Regions from separate parts of the Homo sapiens genome. Here region 1 is linked to region 2. A link is a loop called in an ENCODE intact Hi-C map of the cell type or tissue named here. Cell type or tissue: HepG2. All regions are shown on one strand. Each heading gives the region's core, and the rest is flanking DNA. Links, peaks and the distances in the headings are about the cores only.

Region 1 (2,700 bases), core at 201-2,700, 53 kb before region 2:
CTGACCTCCACTCCCAGTGCTGTGCCCAGCGGTGCCACGTCGGGATGTGTCTGCAGTGCCCAAGGACAGCAGCCCTGGGAAGGCTCCCTGGTCCAAGGTATGAAAGGAAAACAGGATCTCGGGACCCAAACACACTAAGCCACAGGCAAGAGTCAGGCTGGGAACCGGGTCACGCAAGCTGCCTTCCATTTTCTTCCTGTGTAGAAAGCTGCAGGCCTCCCTCATATTTTAGGACCCACAGGATCCTTACACTAAAGCAGTTGTGATGAAACTCACACTGACGGTGGAAATGACAGCTCATCCTCACGGGTGTGGGACCAAGGACAGAACCAGGAGTTGCTGCTCTGCTCGCCGGAGGCAAACGCACACCTCACTGCTTCGCCCACCCTGTACTGACTGTGTCGAAGGTAAATGTGCAGAGTCACTAAGCGTGAGCCGTGAGGGGTTCTTCCTTTACCCCCATGTGTAACACACGGGTTCAGTGAACGCTGATCAAACGCTGCCTGCCTCTTATCTGCCCTCCCTCTTCTTTCTCTTTCTTTCTTCCCCTAATACTCACGCTTTACTCTCTGAATATTCAAGTTCTCAGCCTTCTTTGAGAAGAAAAGCCGGACCACAGGAGTTCCCCGTGGTTCTGTGTTAGGCGTAGCCTTAACCTCGGCAAATAAACCTCTCAAGTGATTGAGGCCCACCTGGGTCGCTTTCTGTGCTTTACAAAGGCCACCCATCCCCCATGCAGGAGCCTGGGCCATCTGGGAATCCCTGGGTCAGGTCCAGGGAGCTGTGTAGGACGTGGCCCCACGTCCAAAGGGCAGAGGCCCTGACAGAGGTGGCCTCACTCCACGGCCCACTCACTGCCGGGCATGAGGGGAGGACAGCCCCCAACTCACCCTCAGGGTCCCTCAGGTGCCTCTGCTTGACTCCAGCCACCACCTGGCAAGGTCTCCGACATTCACCGATCCCCAGCAAACCTGTGTGACTTCGGCCCCGACCAGCCGCCCTGCACCCAGGCCTGAGCACCTGGCCCTCCCCTTGGCACCACCTTCCCGACAGCCATCCAGACCACGGGAGAGGCACTGAGAAAGCCACGCACTCTAAGAAGGGGATCTGGTGTCCAACGCTAGACAGAAAACCACCGTGGAATCCGTTTGGCCTCGCCCACTCAGAGAAGCCTGGGGAGCTTTGCAGAAGAGGAAACCATGAACCTGAGTCCACGAGGCAAAGGTCTCCTCATATGATCAGAGGCCCAGGAGCAGGTTCAGACCTGAACACGAGGCCACACCAGGAGAGGGAGCCCCTCACCACTCACTGATGGGCCTAGACCAGGGGGAGGGAACGGATACCCAACACCCAACACCGCGTGACCCTCTGCTGTGGAGGAAGCCCCAGCCCCTCTCTACCTGCCACAGCATACAAACACACACATACACACACACACGTGAGCATGCCCACAGCACACAGCTGTGCAAGAGCACAGTACACATGTATGCACACGTGTGTACATATATGTGCACATATACACAGTGCAAGCACATGGCTCACACGTGGATACACCTGCACGCTCACAAGGCACATAGGTGCCCGCACACATGGACCCGGCCAGCTGACCTAAAGCACCATGCTTTACCGCATGCCTGCTAAGGAGAGCCTCTTGCCGGGAGACAGCCTGGGAGTATGTCAGGCGCAGGAGGAAGCACAGGCCCCGGCCTGGATGCCCAGCAGCCACGGCGTTCCTGTGTATCTTGTTTCCTTTGGTTTTAAAAAGGGAACTCGATACACAAAATGCATGTCTTGTAGCCTCCCTGCCTGCTCACCACATACCCATGACCTTCCGTTCCCGCAACGCAGTGCCCAGCTGCTGCAGGGGCTCCCGGGCACAGCCGCGGGGTCAACAGCCTGCCTGTCCCTCCTGCTCCGACTGCCTCCCATGTCCGTGTCGGGAACGCCCTCCTGAAATCTGGGCACAACGAGAGCTCTCTGTCCCTACTCGGCAGGACAGAACCTGGACGCTCTGTGTGTGGTCCCCCTATCTAATGCGTGATCCCCCAAGTCCCTGCATCCCCAAAGGGGACCCCAGATCAGCACGACCGGCGTGCACCGTCTCGCCATTCCCAAGGGCAGTGCAGAGCATGGCACCCAGCACCCGACAGGCGAGGACGGCCCAGGACAAAGCGGCAGCTCTAGCTGTCCTCAGATTTTGGGAGGGGGCTCCCAACACGGACACGGTAGGTAGTTGGAGCAGGAGGGACGGGCAGGCCACTGACCACGCAACCGGGCCTCTGTCAGCGGCCAGGGGCAGAGGGAGGCAGGACCGCCCCTGGACAACCGACACGAGCTCAGCCACAGTGGAAAATCTCAGAAACGGAACCCAAAGAGGGAAGTGGCGCCCAAGCCAGGAAGAAGCTCCCGGCAAACCTGGGAGAGCCCCAGCTGAGGGTGGGAGACCTGGGGGTACAAGGCAGGACCCACCCTCTCCCAGCCCAGGGAGCCCCAGACGAGTGGAAGTCCCTCCTAGACAGTGGGTGGCCAGGGCCTGTGGGACCTTGACAGAGGCTCTGCACGCTGCACCTTCCAGACAGGCCGGGGCACTGGCCAGCCCTCCTTTCCCACCCCTCCCAGGGTCTCCGAGGCCTCTGGACGCACCCCTACAACCTGGGAAGGAGTGAGTCTACCCTGATGTGGTCACGGAGGAAGGGTGGG
Region 2 (3,000 bases), core at 299-2,798:
CTTATACAGTTTCCCCTGAAAACAGCCTTGGCCTCTTGGTGTCATTGTTTTCCACTGTTTGTAATGACAACTTTAATCTCTTTGACTAACAACCTACTTATAGCCCCTAATTTTTTCAGTTGTCAGTTTGCAAAATTGAGGTCTGATCTGCAAACAGTAAGACTCGCCACTTTTCCTGCAAGTTCTGTGGGGGACTGACTGCAAGGGCCAGGAGGGTGGTCTGGCCCCATGCAGGCACCTCCGCCTTCATTCTGCAGCCAGGTCAGAGGGACTCAGGGGTCACCTCCAGGGGTCACCCGCACCTGGGCTCCCATGACTTCACTCCCACCTGCTGTCAGATCCCTGGGGTCTCACCACAGACCTGGAGGCCCTCCTGGGGGAGCCTCAACAAGGTAGGTGACCAGGGAACGGGAGAGCCTTTGGGAGTGAGGAGTGATGGAAGTGCAGTGGGGAGCAGAGACAGAGACAGAGAAAGAGAGGGAGAGAGAGACACAGAGAGGGAGGGAGAGAGACAGGGAGAGTGATAGAGACAGAGAAAGATGGAGACAGAGAGAGGGAGGGACAGAGAGAGGGAGGGAGAAAAACAGACAGAGAGAAGACACAGGATGAGTGATAGAGACAGAAAGACAGAGACAGAGAGAGGGAGGGAGAGACAGAGAGAGACAGGAAGGGAGAGAGAGAGAGAGAGACAGAGATGGGTGGAGGCAAGGGGCAGGAGAGAGGATGTTAACCCTTTCTCCCCACCATTTACTGAACTGTACGTTGGACGATGGGACGCCTCCTCCCCCTACCCCGTGACGGGGTCCTGGAGGGGCAGACTTTGGAGAGGAGCTGCTGAAGGGTGGTGGGAGAGCAGGCAGGGTGCCACCACAGCGCCACAGCGACACTGCTGCTGGGGGCTGGGTTCCATTCCCTCTGCCTCGAGATCATGGGGGGTACTTGGATTATTGTTCAGCAAACACCTGCTCTCTTCCCCCTCCACCCCTCCGAGGACACAAGCATGCTCTGCTCTGGATCAACAGTGGATCAATAATGGATTTCAAGCAGGCTGGGCTTGGCCTCTGCTGTCACTGTAAGAAACACACCCCAGGGGCCAGGCGCGATGGCTCACGCCTGTAATCCCAGCACTTTGGGAGGCCGAGGCGGGCGGATCACAAGGTCAGGAGATCGAGACCATCCTGGCTAAAACAGTGAAACCCCGCCTCTACCAAAAATACAAAAAATTAGCCGGGCGTGGTGGCGGGCACCTGTAGTCCCAGCTACTCAGGAGGCTGAGCCAGGAGAATGGCGTGAACCCAGGAGGCAGAGCTTGCAGTGAGCCGAGATTGCGCCACTGCACTCCAGCCTGGGTGACAGAGCGAGACTCCGTCTCAAAAAAAAAAGAAGAAAAGAAAAGAAACACATCCCAGGTAAGGCTGCCGGCCCCTGGAGGGTGAGAGACCTGGAGAGAGGTCTCAGCCCAGAGCACGGCCCAGAAGGGCCGATAAGCCTAGACCAGCTGGCCCTGACAGTGAGCAGGGATAAGTAACTGCAGCTCGACTTGTTACGCAGTGTTACTGACCCAACAGCAGACTGATGCACTTGTCCTGCACCCCCTTGCCGAGGTAAATCCTCCCAGGGCCTCAGCCTCCTCACATCCGAAGTTGGGAGAACAATGGTGCCTCCGCCCCAGGACGGGCTCAAGGTTGAGATGACTCAGCGCAGGGGAATTCTCTGCACACCCTGTCCTCTGTGAATGCTGCTCTTGTTCCTGACTTCCAGGACCAGGCGAAGGTGGCCCAGCTCCCTCCCCGCAGCCTGTTCCATGGCCCACGGTGCTGGGCGTGAGACTGCTCCCTGGTTCTGTGGGCTGGGCCCTCCCTCTGGGCAGGTTCTGTGGTGGGAGAGACAACAGGCTCGCTTTGTAACTCCAGCTGCCAGGTGCACACCCACTGTGTCCTCCAGCCCAGGCGCTTCCTGAAACTCCCCCTTGGTGCTCTGCAGCTTGTTTGCAAAGGTGCTACTTCGCCTGCTGAAATAAAGTGTCCCATTCAGCTCTCTACTCCCGCGTGGTCTGTTGGTCCACGATTTGCCCTTTGTGAGCAGCTAGCTCAGTGGCGTTTCCTGGAGACAAAGGCCCAGGGTTGAGGGTGCCGTGGAGACAGCGCTACCTAAGGAAAGGCGCAGCTACAGGGCACAGCCCCTTGCTGGGGGCGGCCGCCGCAGGGCCGGGCATCTGCCGACCCTCAGCCAGGTCTGGGATCACCCTCACCAGGGCCAGGCCAGTGGGGGACCTGCGGCAGACCTATAGGAGTAGGAGCTGCTCCAGGGCCCCAGCCGTTGCCCGTCCACGGAGGTCACGTTCAGGCTAAGCTGGGCAGCCCGGCCTTGTGTTGCTGGCCCCCAGCCGAGGGAGGAGCTACGGGAGGGGTTGGGGTGAGGCTGTGGCTGGGATGTGCAGTGCCCAGCGACGGAGGGTGCTGGACATGTGCCCGGCTACTGGACAGCAGCCAGGGAGCAAGTCACAACAGAAGCCGAGGGGGAGGATCCTGCATCCCCACTGCTCCAGAAGGTGCATCCAGCTGGGGCGCCCTCACCGTGCGGACACAGGGGCTCCCAGCTTTCTGTGCACGCAAGGCCACAGCAGGAGCTTCCCGGGGTCTGCAGATGACCCAAAGCAGAGTTCATTTTCTTCCAGTACCCTCTCTGCTTCTAGAACCTTCCTCCAGCCCCATTCCAGCGCTCACTCTGGCCGAGACCCCTGCCCACTCACTGGTTGGTGGCCGGCCAGCCGCCCACCCCACGTCAGCAAAGCCAGCTGCCCGTGGCCCGAGGATGTGTCCTCGCCATGTTCCTACGGCCAGTCCTCCTGAGGCCACCGTGACCCCGAGGGGTCCCGTGACGGGACAGGCAGCTGACCCAGCACTGGCCACGCGGCCACCCACTGGAACAGGATGAGAGGAAGCTCCCGGGCAGCAGAAACCAAGCCACCCTCCCCTAGTCACCCCTGCATTTGTCATG

What was found. A loop is a pair of places that touch in the nucleus more often than their neighbours do. Peaks named below come from ENCODE experiments on the same cell type or tissue, not always from the same donor. Only the 100,000 strongest peaks of a DNase experiment are listed, where the experiment ranks them.
Region 1: it touches region 2 in a loop (5-fold over the local background); 5 of 110 quality-filtered maps call a loop at or near these places.

The regions. Positions count from the first base shown.
Region 1 is chr5:1,106,604-1,109,303 of GRCh38, forward strand. All of the region lies in intron 1 of SLC12A7 (solute carrier family 12 member 7), which reads right to left. Among named protein-coding and RNA genes, the nearest start is that of SLC12A7, 4.1 kb to the right of the region's middle. RefSeq lists an enhancer at 1-560. In HepG2, for the core only: a CTCF peak has its summit at 1,287 (motif pointing right); DNase peaks (open chromatin) are centred at 748 and 1,268; H3K4me3 peaks cover 733 bases.
Region 2 is chr5:1,159,650-1,162,649 of GRCh38, forward strand. No RefSeq gene overlaps it. Among named protein-coding and RNA genes, the nearest start is that of TERLR1, 17 kb to the right of the region's middle. In HepG2, for the core only: no CTCF peak of the experiment used is centred there; a DNase peak (open chromatin) is centred at 1,862; H3K4me3 peaks cover 399 bases; H3K27me3 peaks cover 791 bases.